Regions from separate parts of the Homo sapiens genome. Here regions 2 and 3 are each linked to region 1. The links are chromatin contacts, found by Hi-C or POLR2A ChIA-PET in ENCODE. All regions are on one chromosome and are shown on one strand. Each heading gives the region's core, a stretch centred on a gene start or an enhancer-like site at or near the end of the contact. The rest is flanking DNA. Distances are from core to core; before and after follow the strand shown.

Region 1 (4,283 bases), core at 1,039-3,538:
AAAAAAAAAAAAATGGGGGGCTAGTTGAGGTTGAGGAGAATCTAGAATGGATGATAGGGAAGAAAGATTATGGTATAATTTGACTGTGTCTCCACCCAAATCTCATCTTGAATTGTAGTTCCCATAATCTCCAAGTATCACAGGAGGGACCCCGTGGGAGGTAACTGAATCATGGGCGTGGTTTCCCCCATGCTATTCAAGTGATAGTGAGTGAGTTCTCATGAGATCTGATGATTTTATAAGGGGCTTGCCCCTTCACTCAGCTTTCATTCTTCTTCCAGCAGCCATGTGAAGAAGGATGTCTTTGCTTCCCCTTCCACCATGATTGTAAGTTTCCTGAGGCTTCCCCAGCCATGCTGAACTGTGAGTCAATTAAACCTCTTCATAAATTACCCAGTCTCAGGTTAGCACCATGAGAAGGAACTAATACAGATGATGAATATGTTATTGTCTTAGGACCAGCTGCAGCAGCAAGGGCTATCTATGGTCTGTCTTTTTTGAATAAGCTGTGACATGATGAAGTGAAACTGACGTGAGAAGCATGTTGATATCGTTTGGATTTGTGTCCACACCCAAATCCCATGTGGATTTGTAATCCCCAGTGTTGGAGGTGGGGGCCTGGTGGGAGGTAACTGGATTATGGGAATAGATTTCCCCTTTGGTGCTGTTCTCATGAGTGAGTTATGGCAAGATCTGGTTGCTTAAAAGTGTGTAGCATCTCCCCTTCTCTTCCTTGGTCCTGCCCTGGCCATGTAGGATGTACCTGCTTCTCTTTCACTTCCCACCATGATTGAAGGTTTCTTGAGATCTCCCCAGAAGCTAAGCAGAGGCCACCATACTTCCTGTACAGCCTGCAGAGCCATGAGCCAATTAAACCTCTTTTCTCTGTAAATTTTGCAGCCTCAGGTATTTCTTTATAGCAGCCTGAGAACGAACTAATGCACATGTGGATCTAAGTGGTGCAGGGGGTGGACTGTCATGGGTGTTGTTGGTGCTCTGCCCAGATCCCTTCATATCCCCCTTTCCAGTTCATTGCCCCTAGCCCCAGCTTCTAAGTGGTTTACTCCTAAAGGTTCATACCCCTTCCTTCAGAGAACTTCCTTCCCTTAATCTATAGGAGCCACTTCACTGCAGAAGAGGTATTAAGCACCTAGACTCACTTAACGCGTCTAAATTAAGTGCCTAGACTCACCCAGACTCACCTCAGAACCAGAAGTGCTAGGTATTTTTGTCCCCCCACCCTTTCCAGGAAAGACTATAGCCAGTGACTAATTGGTGCAGGGTTATGAAAACCCCAGCTCCCTTGCCTCAAGTTGGGATAAATTCTAATTTATGCTCCAGAACTAGCTGGGGATCTTGCTGGGGCTGGAACTTCACCTTAAATTGCTCCCTTGCTTGGCTGCTTCTTTCCTATTCTGCTTCCCTTTCTAGTTTCTCCTGGAAGCTCTTCCTTAATAAATTGCTTGCACGCAAATCCTTGGCAACCCAAGACAGTTCCCTAGTAGAAAATACACTCTCGAGCTTCAAGTCAGTGACAAGGAAATAAAGAAAAAAAAAAAAAAAAAAAAACACTTAGTGAACAGCTATGGTTTACAAGAAAAAAAAAAAAAAATGTTAAAGCCCAGAATGGAGTACCTACCATGAGTCAATTGTCTTTGGTTTGGATTTTCATTTCCTAAGAATTTGATGATCATAAGTGGTTATTCTGGTAGTACATTACAGAGTGGGACATCTGTAAATTATCAATGATACATCAACATAAACCGTATGCCCCAGATTTTTTGGACAACCTTGATTTCAAGTTTTTAATCCCCTTGTCAGACCATGTTCCAGACAGTGTGTCCTGGCTGGTGTGGGTGTTTGGACAGCAAAGGGGGATGCTGGGCTAGCCAAGAGGCAGCTGAGAGGACGAACTTGAGCATTATAAAAAGGCAGACACTTGAAGTTAATAAGCACAACTGGACTTCAAGTCCTGGCTCCACCCCAACCAGCTGTAGGCCACATTTTATTCCTGTTAAAATGAAGTTCCCAGCTCCCACCTCACAGGATTGAAAATGAGGTGATGTATACAAAACGCTTAGCATTGCTCCTGGATTTCGTGAAGTTCAAGAGATGGTTCCTTTGGAGGGGAAGAAGAGTGGGTGAAGAACCCTCCAGTGGAGTTTGGGGACTTCATTGTCCTAATAGAGCCGGCAGGGGATGGGGGACCAGAGGTCGAGAGCCCACGTTGAAGCGTTGCATTCATCTAAATTTGCTGAGCGCCGTCTCCCTCCCAGGGCGCGGGACTCAATACTTGTACGCCAAGGGGGAAAAGGCCGTCAACTCGACCTGGAAGGGACGGCGCAACGCAGAATGAGCCGCGAGGCCCCGGGCCACCACGTGGCTTCCCGATGGCCTCCCCCGACCCTCCCCCACTCCGGCCCCGCAGGGGAAGTAGGTGAAGGGTGGAAGCCGAGAGACCGCGCCGCGGAGGCGGCCCGCCGCCGGTTTCCTAGCAACGCCCGCCCCGCCCCGCCCCGCTGGCGCGCCGGCGCCGGGAAGCGGGGGGGGGGCGGACCGCCGTTGCCATGGCAGCGCGGCGGCCGCGCCCGACGCCGCCGGCGCCTGCGGGAAACGCGGGCCAGGGGCCCAGAGTGGGCTGCCAGGTGGCGTCCCTGCCTAGCTCCCACTCCGGGATGGACCAGACCTCGCGCCCGGGGGTGTCAGTGGAGAAACCGAGTCGCCCCGAAAGGTGGCAGGGCCGCAAGGCCGGTCGGCCCCACTCACTCCCCCGCCGACTGGGGCGACTGAGAGCTTGGAGACTTTCCAGTTTGTCTGGTGGGGTCTGAGTTGGTCTTCGGGGCCGGAGTAGGCCAAGGGAATTTTTTTGATTTTGGAATCTCTTCGGACCTTTTTTCCACACCTAGTCAAGACTGCACGCGTGTGCACACACGCATACGCACGTCTGCAGCCTGATGTCCCATCCTTTTACCCTAGGTGTTGTCACCTGAAGGTTCTTTAATCTCGGAAAGAGAATATGCAAAAGATAGCAGCTGCCAAAAGCTGCCTTTTAAAACGACTTTGAAAATCAGTGTTATTTCCCGAGGGCCATTTAAACGGAAAACCTCCGTGCCTGGAAGGGTGTTCTAGATTCTGGACTCAAATTTGCATTATTCTAAATCACTTTTTGCAGTGAGCTGCGATTGGAGAATTCAGTTGTGGAGTATTAAATTTAACCGTACACCCATTTAGCTAGTGTAATGATCGCTTGGCCAAAAGACCCACTCACAAAGACAAAGCCACACGCTTCTCAGTCGTTCTCTGGCTTGAGTGTTTTTAATAGAGGCGGAGTCAGTCACATGTTTGTGAGTTTAATCAAATTGACAAGGGCTCTGAGCGAGAAAAGCTTACTGTCTAATTCGAAGGCAACATTAGGTACATAGAGATGCATTCTCTTTGGACTTATTTGAATCAGAGCTTTTCAAATGGAATCCTCTCCTGCACATATTTTTCTCGATCTGCTGCAACTGGAAAATTTAAATCAAAATCTTATTTCTTATATTCATTTTGATGGTAAATGTGCTGGTAAATGTGTCTGCGCTGAGATTCTGCATTTTCTTGATCAACAAGGAAATGCGCAGCAATCACTGTGAATTGAGCACCTTGCTGATTGAGCAACACTTAAACCTAGAGGCATGAACGACCATAATCTTGGGATGAGAATCCCCTGTAGTATATTTCAAAAGCATATTCACAGCTAACCTTTTTCCACTCCAAAGGATCATTCACTTGGAACTTTTTTATTCTTCATCTTGCCAGACTATTTAATTTCTTCTAAAACCACTTTGACACACTTTTTAGTTTGAAAACGTGATTGTGTTTGGACAAGTGATCATATAAAATTAATTTATACACACACACACACACACACACACATATACACAATGTCCTCTTAATCTTAGATCATTTTTTCCCAGTATCAAAACAGAACCTTTAATTTGCATGGTGGAGGGTAGAAGATAAATTCAGAAAGCTAAACCAAAAGTCTGAACAGAATAGTTTTATGTTTAGCACTATGGAGGGAAAAAAACGATGAAACTGTGTATACCTAATGACTTTGTGTGCAAAGGGCAAATCATTAAATTAATTTGCTGTACATTTGGTAGTTAAAATGTACCAAATGTATGGGCCCAATGGCTCATACCTGTAATCTCAGCGTTTTGGGAGGCTGACGCAGGCAGACTGCTTGAGCCAAGGGGTTCGAGAGCAGCCTAGACAACATGGTGAAACCCCGTCTCTACAAA
Region 2 (4,283 bases), core at 1,164-3,663, 400 kb after region 1:
GGCTGAGGCAGGAGAATAGCGTGAACCCAGGAGGCGGAGCTTGCAGTGAACCGAGATGGTGCCACTGTACTCCAGCCTGGGCAACAGAGCAAGACTCCGTCTCTCCGTCTCAAAAAAAAAAAAGAGAACCAAAGTGTGTGTGTGTGTGTGTGTGCATGCGTCTGTGTGTCTGTGAGTGTGTGTGTGTGTGTTGAGCTTTTCTGTTTCTTCAGCTCCCCTCTTGGGGATGAAGCAGGGTCTCTAGACATTAGAACTCCGGTTGTTGGAGCCTGCCACCAGCAGTTTAGTGCTGATGGCAAGGAGGCTCGCCTCAGGGACTGAAAAACTCTTCTCCACACAGAGAATTCTAAATGACTCTTGAAATAGAGGGAATTGAGAATGCAGACAAAGGCAGAAACTTGAGAGGAAAGCTGCTGAGCATTATATGCACATAGCTCTGTAAGGGTTGTGAAAATGGTGGTGGTGTTCTCATAATTTCTTTGCAAATATATATGTATTTTAAAAGGCTTAGGTCTCTCAGCTGCTTCTTTTCATCCTTATTCTTAGAGAAGTAGGCAAAAGACATGCTTCCACAAATTATAAACACCTGGTTTTGTTTAGTATCCTATTGAGGGAAATTAGGAAAGTTGCAGAAACATTCAGTTTTCCTAAATTGTTTTACAAAACCTGTGACAATGCACTGCAGACATATGCATTGTATTTAGTTAGATCCGTTTAATAAGAATCATTCTTATCAGGGCACCTCCCAAATCCTTCATAAATATAAGGCTTTTAAATATTTGTCTCCTTTTATAATTAGTCTAGATTTAGCAGTGGGTCTTCCTGATTTGGGAGGAAGCATGCTTCATGGTTGCCTGGCAACAGCTAATCGTGGTATTAGGGGCCAACAAAACAGTTGGCAGAAACTGTAAATTCTTTTGTCTTGTTAACAAAAAATGATAGTTAAAGATACAGCAGTATGTTAAGTCTGTTCTGTTGTTCAAACATATAACTTACGTGATAAATTCCTATGCTAATATAACCTCAGTGTGCTGCTCAAATTTATAGCTTGTTTAGAGAACCTGCTCACTTCGTACTTGGGTCACATGTCATCTGCTCATGGTACTGAAACTCATCGGGTAGGACAGTGATGTCATAGAGGCGTCCTTTTCTCAAGGGCTCTTAAGATGAATCTGAGGTTTTTGTTGAACGATGGGTTCTGAAACATATGTGAAGCTCCAGCATAAACGTCTGAAGTCAGGATTCTGGTTCTTAAGCAGGAGCCGCGAGTTCACCATCGATGACCTCAGTTCCCATCTCCTAGTGGCCCTCAGTGGGTACAGACACCAGCACCCGGCCTGTGTGATCCGTCCTGGTGCTGGCCAGGCCTTCCTCTCGTCCCCTCCAGATCAGCCGGGCTCAGCGTAAGTTTTCTAGGACAACTTCGTAAAATGAATTCTCATTTCATAAGCAAATATAGTGTGAGTCATGCTTTGGCCACATAGAATTAAGAAGGAAGAAAAAACACTATTTATTTGGTTGGTACTTTTTTTTTTTTTTTTTTTAAGAAACTACACTGTATTCCAGATTTGTCCGCAGATCACTGTCAGCTTCCTCTCCTCTGGGTATATGTTTTTAAAGGACGTTGTCTATTATGGGTCAGGGTCCCCCGCTCCACCAGGCACTTCGGTGTGTATTTTCTCACTTAACTCCCAGCTCTGTGCAGAAGGTCTGGGAGACACCAGTGCTTAAGCCAAGTTTTATGGGGGCCAGACGAGGAGCAGCCGGGTTGAATGCCCAGGTTTTCTCTGGTTTCCAAGCCCATACTCTGCTTTATCCTTAGTTTTGGGCCCAGTTTTCAGAACACATCCAGAATCATCCATTTGCCCAGCAAACCAACATAAGGTATCAAATGAATGGCCAAGATGTTGAATGTATTTCATCCTTTGTTTCCTTGATTTCTAAAAAAACAGCCCTTAGATATTTTTAACAGAATTTTTAAAAAGCACCCCCTGTTGTCTAAGTTCTCTTTTCTATATGATCTTTGCCGCCTCTCCTGCCCCCACCTCCACCATAGTCAGAAATCTCACATCTCAACAAACATCTCTCTCCTGTCTTCACCGCGGTTCTGCTCACAGCCACTTTCCCCTTCAAACTGGACATTTTGGATTTTCCCTGCTAACCTTACCGCCCCTTCCCGCCCCTTCCCGGGCTCCAGCTCAGCAGGAAGAAATGTCGTCAGCAGAGGCTGCAAACCCAAGCCTGTCCCTTTTCAGTGGTATTTTTACTACGAGCTGAACTACTTCAGCATCATGTAAACACGCTGGAGTGTGTTCACAGCTGCCTCTCTTTTAAAGTTGAACCAGCTCAGAACTAAAAGGGGAACTGCTTTCAGGTTCTGTTCAAGTTTGCATGTGACAGCATCAAAGCTATTTTTAGCAGAGTGATCACCGGCAAGAAGCTGGAAACGGCTGCCTTCAACTATCAACAGTGGAAAGAAAGGATCATTTATGGACTGCTGCAGCTCTTGAGTCCATTTATATGGGAGACACAGGGGTGTGTAAATCTCTTCTTCAAAGTTACAAGGCGTCTTGTCCCCCATCACCTTTGCAGAGACAGGGCAGTGTTAATTTAGTGCTTGGTTGCCTGGGCTCCAAGTTAAAGTAGATACACTGATAATAGTGAATTATAGGACTGTCCTCAATGTCTGTTCTGAGAAGAAGGCGATGTATAGATGCTCAGAAACATCCATTAAACTTTTGAAGTGTTTGTATTGTTTCTTCAGTTTTCCTTTTCTTTTCTGTAGATCACCAAACTCAAGAGACAGCAGGAAACGGGAGGTAGTTATGTAAGCATCATGGCAATGAAGAGAGCATGAGTCACTTACTAGCCATGCGACCCTCATTAAGTGACTTTTCCTTTCTGAATTAAGTGTTCTTAGCTGCAAAATGAGGATCATAATACCAGCCCTATATACTTTATAGGGCTAGTTTTTTTTTTGTTTTTTTTTTTTAGCAGATGTTTATTGAACACCTACTCCATGCCAGCTCCTGGGGACATGAGCTGAATCAGATCGTCAGTGTCTTCAGAGAGCTCACAGTCTAGCTCCATAAATAACTAACTTATAATACCCTGTGTTTCATGGAAAGGAGACAGCATAAGACAGATAGGATCTGCTCTCAGCATGGAGGGAGGCAGGAAGAAGACAGGAGGAGCAGTATTTTCAAGACAGCATAAAAGTTTGCAAAGAAAACAAGGGAGTGAGGGACATTCCAAGCAGGGGCAACTGAGTAGCAATGACAGAGGTCAAAGGCGCTCTGGTGTCTCCAAGGGACCATGAGCAACTTGGTATTGTCAGAGCGAAAAAAACTAAAAGACAAGGGGTGGCAGGAGAAGCTGGAGCAAGTGGAGCCAATTGTTTAGTGCTAAAGAACCTGGAAGTGGCACAGGTCACAGGGAGCCAGGAGTCATTTTGAGCACACGATTGACTGGATTATACACAAATTAAAGTGGAGTCATTGCTAGCAAAAGTCCCTGAATCTGTGTATATGAAGTGGTAGCAGTTTAGTGCAGGCAAAGAATGCCCTACACATAAAGTGTCCTCCCTGGAAAGGCTAAGCTGTAGCACAGTACTAAAACTTGGTGGCCTGTGACTCCTTTGAACAATGCCTTTGAAGAGGGCGGAGGTGGGCAGCCTTTGAAGAGGGTGGAGGTGGACAGAGAAGGGCAGATGAAAGGGAGAGAAGTAGCATACCTTCTCAGACCCGATTGGTACTGGGCTCTGCAAGTGGCTTTGGAGGATAAGTCACATCCTTCAGGAGCTTTCAGGCCAGGTAGCATTGAAGAGGAAGGCACGAGCCTTGGCAGCGGTGTGTGGCCTGTGTGTGCTCAGGGGACTTGCAAAGGTGAGCCCAATGACCCAGCACCAAGAAGCACAGCCCATGTGTGTGAGTCAGTTTCCTCCAAAGGTTTCAGGAGGCTAAGGTTTTTCGGGTTATGTTTAAAGCTTCAATTGTGTGGTCCTCTTTATTCGCCATAGGAATTCAAAGAAGAGGGAAGCACAGAACAAAACAAAGTAAAACAAAGCAAAACCCTCACAATCATACGTAACTGTTTACACCCAGAAAGAAAGGTGCTGAGAAGGCATGGTGTGCTACCACATTTTGTAAAGCTTGATGGACACACCCTCATAGTTACATAACTATGGCCAAGAAGTGACATTACTCTTTTGAAACTATGTTCTCTTCGAATTTAATGCTATCATGGAAGTTCAGCAACATTATTTGCCTCAGTTCACTTCCAGG
Region 3 (4,283 bases), core at 847-3,346, 350 kb after region 1:
AAGGGATGAAGCTTCCAGGGCAGATTATTGAGTGGCCCGCCTGATTTACTTGCAAAGTCTCACTGCTCCCCCTGAACTATTCTGGGTTTGAGAATGTGTGCGTGAAAGGAAAAAACACGTAGGAATGTTGAATTTTCCAAAGTTGAAATCTTTCAGGTCTTTAAACATCCGGTTGGTTAAACTGAGAACATTGATGTTTAAGCATAGAGTGTCCAGCCAGACTCTGACCTGTGTCTGGGGTCAGGCCTGCACGTGGGGGTGGGTGACTAGAGTGGTCAGAGGTTCCAGCCCCTGGCTGTGGTTTTGAGCAATTCTCCTATTCTCATTGCACCAGAAAGAGTTAATTCCAGTTGCACGGCTTGCTGATGTTGTTGATAATAAAGTATTTTAATGGGCTCTGTGAATAATGTTTGTAAGGAAACTACTCGGGTGAACTGATGATGAAACACAGATTTTTTTAAACTTTTAAAAAGATTTTAGGAGTAACTTGTTTTTACAGCTCCTTCAGTGGGATTTTCTTGGATTGTCCCCTTCCCCCATGTTAGTTAAACAGCTTCTTGTTTGCTTTCTAAATGTTGGAGGACAACATCAATCTTACTGTTGGCTGAAAGCAGGAGGTGGGCACGGGTTTATGTAATTTAACTTCTTTTCTCTGCAAATCAGTAAATATTTACAAATGACCTTATCAAACAGTTTGGGTACATTCGGTCACTTGAAAGTGTGCGGCCAGAGGAACGATTGCCCGTCGGCCTGCTGCCAGTTCCGGGGGGCCTCAAAGGAAGGACTTACATTTTTAAAAATAGGCTGTCCATAGACCAAACGCTTCACAGGAAGTGGGCCTCACAGGAAGCCTCCCTCTCTCCACAGAACGGTTTTAGAAAATTTGCATTTTAAAGTTTGACTTCTAAAGATTCAACTCTTAATGGCTGGAGTCGATTGCTGGGAACTGAGGAATCCAAAAAATAAATAGTGGATTCTGAGTTGGGCTTTACCATTGCTGCCTGAGTTCTTTTGTTGCTTAGGGAAGGTAATTACAGAATTCTATTCCAAGAGTAAATGTCATTCTTTTGTGAGTAAGCTGGAAAGAAACAAGGGGATTACTTTTCTGTTTTTATAAAATGATCCCGATGTCATATGGTTTTAAAACATAACTAAATTTCTGGAGCAGAGATGGACTTTTGGGGGTGTCTCGGCCCTCTTTTTTTTTTCCCCAAACTTTAGAAATCTGACACAGTTAAATTCATTTTTAGAAGAGAATGCACGTGTTCTTCAATGTTGACGCTGAAAAACAATGAGATTCTCATTTTATTGGTAGTTTGGGTATGAAAATTGTAATATTGTTGTATCACCATAACCTGGTAATAATATGTTCATTTTGCCTATCAAACATAATACAAGTAAGATTGAAGTGCATTTTATGGAGTTCTACTGTCAGTATAATATTTAAGGCTGGCAAACAGTCAACAAATGAGAAGCTTTTAAAAATAAAGAAGTGATAATAGCTATACATCTACTTATTGCAAAGTACTTAATAATTCTCTATTAATGCCTTTGTATTTTAATTTTCTTTGCAGAGTATTGGGAAAGGGTCGTTGTGGTGCATAGACCCAGAGTATAGACAAAATCTAATTCAGGCTTTGAAAAAGACACCTTATCACCCACACCCACACGTGTTCAATACACCTCCCACCTGTCCTCAGGCATATCAAAGGTAAGCAATTCAGACTTCTTTTTTTTGGTCTACTGAAATGGCATTATTTTGGCAGAGACCTGCGCGGAAATTAATTTAATAGGCCGTACGAGATTTTAAAAATAACTGCAGGTAAATGAGAAAGAAATTAAGTATTATTAGGAGGCATATCCACTGTTGTATTTCCTACAAACCTTACCGCTGCTGCAGCGTCAGAGGAATGTGCTTCCAGAAGGCTTCATGGTGGGTGAAATCATGTCTTCCTGGGTAGAAACATTTACAAAGAAAAGTCGACAGCTTTCACATCTCGGTGTGTGTCATGTTTTGTTGGGATAAAAGTACAGGAACGAGTCAAGCAGGCAACTCCATCATCCCCTCATCTGGCCGGTCTCTGCAGACATTCAGTGGAGGCTCACTCAGTTGTCCCCACTGTTGTCTTTCGCAGTCTCCATGTAGACGGTGCTCCCAGGTGACCATTTTGTTGTGGTTACTTGGTCTTTGCTTCTTCAAGGAGAACAGTAGAAACAATAGAGACATTTTATCCTCCTCACATGCCCATTTGTTTGAGACAGTAAGGTCATGGGTACCATTTTTACAAATATATCATTGGAAGGGAGGGTAAGTAGCCTGTCACTTTTTTAAAAAGTGTCTTAATGTTAGATTCCAAAAGAGAGCCAAATAATCAGAACCAAATTTTTAAGATCAATTTTTATGAATACATAGTACTTGAATTTGAAGTGCATTCCTCAGTTCTACAAAAAAATATTTAAAAATGTATAGAAATGTTTCTATCGTAACCACCTAGTTAAGAGGAATTATCCTTGGACTGCAAGTTGAGGTTAATTAGGGATGGCATGATGTCATAGACTTCAGGAATTTTACAGTCCACTTCTTTGCAGATTCTTTTCCTAGTCTGCTGTTTGTTCTGCAGGAGGGAGCACAAAGTGATCTTCTGAAATAGCATTAATGAAGTTCTTCTGCATCTCAGTTGAGAAGCATTCCATCACAGGCCCTAGACAATCAGTCTTCAGCAAGAGACAGGGAGGAACAGCTGGGCTCTCTGAGAAGACTGCTGTATGTCTGCCTTTGCTAGGCGATTAGCGTGATGGTACCCATAGCAACTGGAGCGTCTCCATAGTAACGCGTAGCCGAGACAGGTGCAGTTGCATCACAAGGCTGTTTGTTGCCTGGCAAAAGGACAGGCCATTAGTACTTAGATATACACTGTTGCCTTAGAAACAAATAACCTTACATAGCAACTACAGTTGATTTGAAAGGTTTGGTGTGTGGGGGGGAAGGTTGTAGCAGCTTTTGTCTGTGTTCATAAAAATCAGTGGAAGCATACTTTATTCGAAATGACAACTTGAGGTCATATAGCTGTAGGAGAGAAAGTGGGATTTTCCAAAGCAGCCCAGCCAACATAGTAGACATGTCCAGAAGGACAGAGCCATATGCTTGGTTTTCTCCTTGTGGCCATAGCCACTCCCCAAATGGAAGAGAACCAGGATTGGAGTGGAGAATTGCCGATGTACAAGGTTGGTGAAGGAGGACGTGACACTAATTATTGAAATATTTCCCAGATTCTCATGTTTCTTTGTCATTCTACCCCCACCCCCCGACTCTCCAAGCTGCATGGAATACCCTTCTCTGGGTTTTCCACTCTGCACCTCAGAAGTATTTCATCTCCCTTTGCTTCTAGGAAGTTAAGAACATGAGTGTTACTCACTGGGTCATGTCATTGGTTCCTTTAGACCAGTATTTTGTTGCCAAATGTGACCCCGAGGGAAACACAGTAATTATTTAATAATTCGAAGGATTATAGAGGAGCTCTGGGGGTTGGAACAGGAATGCATATTCAGGCGAGAGGCATTCTGAGCTGGCCTTAGCTTAATGACTTCATTTGATTTTTAATATAGACATAAAAATGCAGATGAACCAGAGCTTTTGTAATGAAAATCATTTCCGAAGGAATATTTCAGACCCCACTCCGTCACCTCCAGCCTTTATCCCCAGTTGACTGAGGGGGGAAAAAAAACCAGTTTCTGCTTCTGCCCATGCGGTGCTTAGATTTCACCTCCACAGAGGTCACTGGCGGTGGAGGGAGATGACAGATGAGATTCTAGTCTGCCTCTTCCATGCCTTAAGTCCATGAGAACAAGTCACTTTCTCTTTCCTGGGGACTGTCATCCCTTCATCTGAAAGCTGAGAGTTTGCTTCAGGATCCTCTAGTGTGTGAAATTGCACTGAAGCCACTGAACACTGGGTAATTGTACAATATTTCTGTGTCTTAACAGTGATGTGGCATTTGGTTCAATTCTAAGCCATCAGGCCACTTGTTGACATGACCTAGAGAAGATGGAAGTGAAACACCGAGTCATTAAACAGGGACCCCAAAATGCCGAATTGACGTGATCTGGCTGGGTCCACTGTGATGCGGGGAATCACCCGTCAGCCCCTTGCTGGATCGCTGTGAGGGGTACCTGGGAAGTGCTTGGCTTTCATGGGGCTGGTACTTAGCATCCTGAAGAAGATGGTGATTATACTAGATGGGCGGTTATTGCTAGGACTTGCAGGTGTGCTTGGCAAATGTCAC

What was found. Hi-C counts contacts between places; a loop is a spot of excess contacts on that map. ChIA-PET counts read pairs that join two places held with the same protein, here RNA polymerase II (POLR2A). Pooled maps may share reads with other maps.
Region 2: a map of sigmoid colon shows a loop between it and region 1 (4-fold over the local background). The contact joins two enhancer-like sites. A Hi-C loop is called at or near these places in 1 of 168 maps with a recorded cell type or tissue (sigmoid colon) and 11 of 50 pooled maps. POLR2A ChIA-PET finds 5 or more read pairs at or near these places in 3 of 52 experiments (GM12878, WTC11 and activated CD4-positive, alpha-beta T cell).
Region 3: a pooled map shows a loop between it and region 1 (3-fold over the local background). The contact joins the promoter of FOXN3-AS3 here to the enhancer-like site in region 1. A Hi-C loop is called at or near these places in 1 of 168 maps with a recorded cell type or tissue (B cell) and 8 of 50 pooled maps. POLR2A ChIA-PET finds 5 or more read pairs at or near these places in 1 of 52 experiments (Panc1).

What each region holds. Positions count from the first base shown.
Region 1 is chr14:89,699,941-89,704,223 of GRCh38, reverse strand. No RefSeq gene overlaps it. Among named protein-coding and RNA genes, the nearest start is that of FOXN3-AS2, 130 kb to the right of the region's middle. RefSeq lists a silencer at 2,500-2,559. Within about 2 kb of position 2,288, at least 26 of the 41 ENCODE cell types and tissues checked have a DNase peak (open chromatin) inside an H3K27ac peak, as active enhancers do; they include Panc1 and sigmoid colon, where a contact is called at or near this core.
Region 2 is chr14:89,302,206-89,306,488 of GRCh38, reverse strand. The region is part of intron 3 of FOXN3 (forkhead box N3); the gene reads left to right. Among named protein-coding and RNA genes, the nearest start is that of FOXN3-AS3, 46 kb to the left of the region's middle. RefSeq lists enhancers at 1,131-1,400, 2,314-2,513, 2,614-2,673, 2,704-2,773. Within about 2 kb of position 2,413, at least 31 of the 41 ENCODE cell types and tissues checked have a DNase peak (open chromatin) inside an H3K27ac peak, as active enhancers do; they include sigmoid colon, where a contact is called at or near this core.
Region 3 is chr14:89,348,100-89,352,382 of GRCh38, reverse strand. FOXN3-AS3 (FOXN3 antisense RNA 3) reads right to left here and starts at 2,096. Exons shown (of 2, transcript NR_188029.1): 1 at 1,890-2,096. FOXN3 (forkhead box N3) reads left to right here. Exons shown (of 6, transcript NM_005197.4): 3 at 1,575-1,711. RefSeq lists a silencer at 918-967.